Regions from separate parts of the Homo sapiens genome. Here region 1 is linked to region 2. Evidence: chromatin loops called from intact Hi-C (ENCODE). Cell type or tissue: heart right ventricle. All regions are shown on one strand. Links, peaks and the distances in the headings refer to the core of each region. The heading gives the core; the rest is flanking DNA. Region 1 overlaps RAF1 (Raf-1 proto-oncogene, serine/threonine kinase). Region 2 overlaps RAF1 (Raf-1 proto-oncogene, serine/threonine kinase).

Region 1 (2,807 bases), core at 132-2,631, 54 kb before region 2:
TGCCTGCTAGCTCCTTGATGACATTTGCCTGCTTTAGCAGGACACTGACTCTTCAGCTCAAGCAGCTGTTACCATGCTGGCTATTTCCTTTTGCATTCATAGGTTTTAGATATGGAAGAAAGTTATACCCAGAGAGAATGGGGGGATAAATGATAATCTTCTACCATTTTTGACCTTAGTCTGGTCCAGCATTATAGTGTGATTTTGAGAGGAGAGATTGTGATTTCCCTGGCTAGTATTATCTAGTATTGCCTGACAATGCAAAATGGACCCCTAGGCTGTCTTATGTAAGTTGGAAGGGGGCGGATTGGGGGTGGGGTGTGTGTGTGTGTATCTACAATCCAGTGACATTTAACAACATTCACAATGTCTTAAAACCATCGCCACTACTCGTTTCCAGAACCTTTTTGTTACCTCAAACAGAAACAGTACTCATTAAGCAAGAACTCCTCATTCCTCCCTATGCCCAGTTCCTCGTAACCCCTATTCTACTTTCTCTCTATGAATTTGCCTATTCCAGGTACCTCATGTAAGGGGAGTCATACACTATCTGGCCTTTTTTGTCTGGCTTATTTTACTTAGCACATTTTTGAGGTTTATCCATGTGGTGGTGGCATGTATCTGTATTTTATTCCTTTTTATGGCTGAATAATATTTCATTGTATGAATATATCATTTTGTTTATCTCCTCATCAGTGATGGACACTTGGATTATTTCCACCTTTTGGTTGTTGTAAATAATGCTGCAGTGAACATTGGTGTACAAATATCTGTTGGAGCCCCTGCTTTCAGTGCCTTAGGGTAATGCACAGGAGTAGAATTACTGGATCATATGGTAATTCTGTGTTTACTTTTTGAGGAACTGCCAAACTGTTTTGCACAGTGACTGCACCATTTTACATTTCCCACCAGCAAAGCACAAGGGTTCCAGTTTTGCCACATCTTTTCCAACACTTGTTATTTTTTCTTTTTTAATTTTTAAAGTAACAATCTTGGGCTGGGCACGGTGGCTCATGCCTGTAATCCCAGCACTTTGGGAGGCCGAGGCGGGCGGATCACCTGAGGTCAGGAGTTCGAGACCAGCCTGGCCAACATGGTGAAACCCCGTCTCTACTAAAAGTACAAAAAAAATTCGCTGGGCTTGTTGGCGCATGCCTGTAATCCCAGCTACTTGGGAGGTTGAGGCAGGAGAATCGCTTGAACTCGGGAGGCAGAGGTTGCAGTGAGCTGAGATTGCGCCATTGCACTCCACAAGAGTGAGACTTCGTCTCAAAAAATAAATAAATAAAATAACAACCCTAATGACTGTGAAGTGGTTGTAGGCTTTTTGCATTTTAAAAAATTATTATTTTTACTATTTTAGAGATGGCGGGGGGGGGGTCTCACTATGTTTACCAGGTTGGTCTCGAACTCCTGGCCTCCATTGATCCTCCCATTTTAGCCTCCTAAAGTACTGGGATTACAGGCTTGAGCCACTGCGCCCAGCCCTCCTTTTCTTCTTATTGCTACTTAGATGTAATGGGCAAACCAGAACCTTTGAATTTGGCTATATTTGGATCTGATGGGTTTTTTCCTCCCTCTTAAACTTGTGTATAATGTTGTTCAAAGGGATACATTATGTACACAATTAATGACATCTTTTTAAAAAGAACACTTTCTTTCATCCTTGTGAGGTGTAAGAAGAAAAATAAGCAAAAAAAAAAATGAATAAAGTTTTTCTATAAGTTGATACACACAGTTGTAGTTACTTTATACTCATACCCTTTTTTTGTGTTGTGAGTGACACAGTCTCACTCCATTGCCCAGGCTGGAGTGCAGTGGTGCGATCTCCACTCACCGTAGCCTTGACCTCCCAGGCACAAGCCATCTTCCCTCCTGAACCTGCTGAGTAGCTGGGACTACAGGTGTGTGCCACCACACTCAGCTAATTTTTGTATTTTTTGTAGAGATGGGGTTTTGCCATGTTGCCCAGGCTGATGTCGAAGTGCTGAGCTCAAGTGATTCTCCCGCCTTGGCCTCCCAAAATGCTGGGATTATAGGCATGAGCCACTGTGCCTGGCCTCTCATACTTTTTTATTCTATAATGTATTTAGGGCCAGCCTCTGTGGCTCATGCCTATAATCCCAGCACTTTGGGAGGCCAAGGAGGGAGGATTGCTTGAGGCCAGGAGTTCAAAACCAGCCTGGGCATCATAGTGAGACCCCATCTCTAAAACCAAAAAAACTAGTCAGGCATGTGGTATGCGCCTGTAGTCCCAGCTACTTGGTAGGCTGAGGAGAGAGGATTGTTTGAGTCCAGGAATTGGAGGCTGCAATAAGCTATGATTGTGCCATGGTGCTCTAGCCTGGGCAACAGAACAAGATGCTGTCTCTTGAAAAAAAAAAAAAAGAAAAAGAAAAGATGAATAGTCTGTCTGAAATGGCCGGCAGTCGCAGCTGCTGACCTGACCTGCATCTACTGTATAAGTCAAGTAGTTCAACTTTTTATTATAATGTCATGGCTTTTCTTTGCTTCTTGGGAGCGCTTCCAGCATCACTAGTGGTACTTCATATGGGACCCATGCTGTTATTCAAAGTTTATGGTATTGTACTGTACATGATGAAAAATACAGAAGACCCATGAGAGATGACTTTTTTTTTTTTGAGACATAGTCTTGCTCTGTCGCCCAGGCTGGAGTGCAATGGCATGATCTCAGCTCTCCTCTGCCTCCTGGGTTCAAGTGATTCTCCTGCCTCAGCCTCCCTAGTAGCTGGGATTGCAGGCACTCGCTACCACAACCGGCTAATGTTTATATTTTTAGTAGAGAC
Region 2 (2,807 bases), core at 230-2,729:
GTAGTGAGCTGTGTATGATTGTGTCAAGTAAGAATTTTTGAGTTTTTATTATAAAAGAATTAGCACAATTGTTGTGCCTAATCATTTTTTACTTTAGAAGCAGGGTAAATTTTGATTCCTGTTAATTTAATCACATATAAGTCAGCATTTTTAAAGTAGACTAATTGTTGCTTTATTCAAATTATTTGTGGGTCTCAAATTATTCATAGTTCTCTTGAGTATTTAGACTCCAGGAACAATAGGAAAATTCTTTCTAGAATAAATTGATCCAACTATAGAAATTAGCACAGAATAAAATATGGGATATTTAATTGATACAGGGAAGAAAATTACCATAACATTAAGGAAAATATTCTGCTACATAGGAATATAATTGTGGTTAATAAAAATAAATTGTGCTTTGCTTTAAAAACAAAGAACAGCTTAGTTGGATAATGAAATTACAGCTGCCGATTTCTATTGAAATCCACATTATTTTTTGCCAGTGTTTTGCCCACCTGGCAGTTATCCTGCTGTACTTAAAAACACACATTCCTGGACTTCTCACATTCCCCTCCAAAACATGCTCAGTCAATCGTGGGTCGGGGATTAGGGGTGGATCTTCATTCTTCTTTCCAGAGTCAGAATCACTCTCCAGGTAATTCTGAAGACTAGCTAGTTTTGGGAACCAGAACTAGGCTTTCTTGTTAAATTCCGAATTATGTTTTGGGAGCAGGGGAACAGCTTGGTTTGATTCTTTTTATCTAATTATATAATTAGATATATAATTTTATCTTTTTATATAATTGAGTGGGAGCATTCTAGTAATAGTTGTGTGGAACAAGTATCTTGTCTATACTGTAGTTACACAAAGAGAATATAGTAGGACTTCCCCCCAAAAAATGTCCTTTTTTAGGATATGGGGGCCAAGTGGTTTTATATTATTCTATTATACTGTTCTATTCCAAGCGATGAATTTTAGATTGGGGTTTAGGTCTCATAGAGCCCTCTGCAATTTAAACTATTTTCCAAACAGTTTCTAATAAATTCTAAAGATAGCCTTTGCTTTCTCCCATGAGGAGAATGTAACCGATTTCCAAATTTACCCATAAGGCAGTGTTTTGTGGTGAAAGAGCTGAGGGCTGAGATCCATATATGATGGTTTCTGGTTCTATTTCTGCCACCTACTGGTTCTGCCAAGTGACCCTGCCAAGTCTCTCTACCTGTTCAGATGTGTTTTCTTATATGTAAAATGTAGGTTTTGAACTTGGATTTGTGGTCTTTCCAGCTTTCTGTGATTTTAGGCTTGGATAAAGTATATAGGCTGCTTACCTTTTTCAAATCCAACTTCTAGTCAATTTAGCCTAACTCCTTGTGGAGTAAGAGTGAGCTTCCCCCAGAATCCACCTCCCCACCCTGGCTTTTTAAAAAAAGTTTTGAGCCTCAGTGGAACAAGAATCCCAATCTTTGGAAGGGTCTCAGCTGAGAGTAACTTTGCTAGCTTCCCTTGAAAGAGTATGTTTGTTGTGTACATTGCTTTCTTTTGAGAAAAAGAATGTGGTTTTCATTATATATGAAAAACTAATACCAGGCTTGGCACGGTGGCTCACGCCTGTAATCCCAGCACTTTGGGAGGCCGAGGCGAGAGGATCACCTCAGGTCAGGAGTTCAAGACGAGCCTGGCCAACATGGCGAAGCCCTGTCTCTACTAAAAATGCAAAAATTAGCCGGGCGTGCTGGTGCACACCTGTAATCCCAGCTACTCGGGAGACTGAGGCAGGAGAATTGCTTGAACCTGGGAGGTGGAATATTAAATCCTTCTAATATTTAATGAAAAATCAGCCTTGGAGATACTGGCCACTGATATTTGCTGAATTTAATCAAGGAACGTTGATTAGAGTATGTTTAGGATTTCTATGGTTTTTAGAGGTTTTTATAATCTATTTTGTTCTTGCACATCCTCCTCCTCTTTTTTCCCTCCCCCAGAGAAAATCTTTTGTGTGTAGGAGTTGACCAGCTTTCCTTTTCTGTTTCAGGATGCAATTCGAAGTCACAGCGAATCAGGTACTTTTCCATAGTCATTTAGCCAACAATAATGGGCTTTTTTTCTTTATGCGGTGTATCTTCTGTTGGCTTATCCTTGTGTGGCTTCTGTTTGTCTTGTCTATTAAGCCTCACCTTCAGCCCTGTCCAGTAGCCCCAACAATCTGAGCCCAACAGGCTGGTCACAGCCGAAAACCCCCGTGCCAGCACAAAGAGAGCGGGCACCAGTATCTGGGACCCAGGAGAAAAACAAAATTGTGAGTATAGACAACAGTACCTCCTGCCAATTAGGGTTCAGTAAGAAAAACCTCGTTGGAAATTAGAATACTTAAACTTATTTTGGGAGAAGATTCTAATAAAATACATTCAATGAAGGAGATTATAAATGTTACTGTCATTTTTGGCACACTTGCATCAGACAGTTTGCCAGTGCTATAACTAAAATGGTATTTCTCAAAAGACAAAAATTGGAAGTATGGTTAATATGTTTATCTTTAAAAGATATGGAAACAGATGACATGGGTTGATCCTTTGATGCCCTCATTATCAAAAGATTATTACCATTGCATGGAGTATAATAATGATCTCTACTTGTTTCAGAGGCCTCGTGGACAGAGAGATTCAAGCTATTATTGGGAAATAGAAGCCAGTGAAGTGATGCTGTCCACTCGGATTGGGTCAGGCTCTTTTGGAACTGTTTATAAGGGTAAATGGCACGGTAAGCTTGGGGCCCTCCCTTTACTAACTGCAGGGCTTTGGTGTGAAGTCAAGTTTCAGCCCAGGGG

What was found. Hi-C counts contacts between places; a loop is a spot of excess contacts. Peaks named below come from ENCODE experiments on the same cell type or tissue, not always from the same donor. Only the 100,000 strongest peaks of a DNase experiment are listed, where the experiment ranks them.
Region 1: a loop joins it to region 2, with 2.0 times the contacts of the local background. A loop is called at or near these places in 27 of 110 quality-filtered maps.

The regions. Positions count from the first base shown.
Region 1 is chr3:12,653,574-12,656,380 of GRCh38, reverse strand. The region is part of intron 1 of RAF1 (Raf-1 proto-oncogene, serine/threonine kinase); the gene reads left to right. Among named protein-coding and RNA genes, the nearest start is that of RAF1, 9.1 kb to the left of the region's middle. In heart right ventricle, for the core only: no CTCF peak of the experiment used is centred there; no DNase peak of the experiment used is centred there; H3K27ac peaks cover 1,337 bases.
Region 2 is chr3:12,599,624-12,602,430 of GRCh38, reverse strand. It overlaps RAF1 (Raf-1 proto-oncogene, serine/threonine kinase), which reads left to right. Exons shown (of 17, transcript NM_002880.4): 8 at 2,016-2,043; 9 at 2,152-2,279; 10 at 2,623-2,740. Among named protein-coding and RNA genes, the nearest start is that of MKRN2, 44 kb to the right of the region's middle. In heart right ventricle, for the core only: a CTCF peak has its summit at 1,166 (motif pointing left); no DNase peak of the experiment used is centred there; H3K27ac peaks cover 44 bases.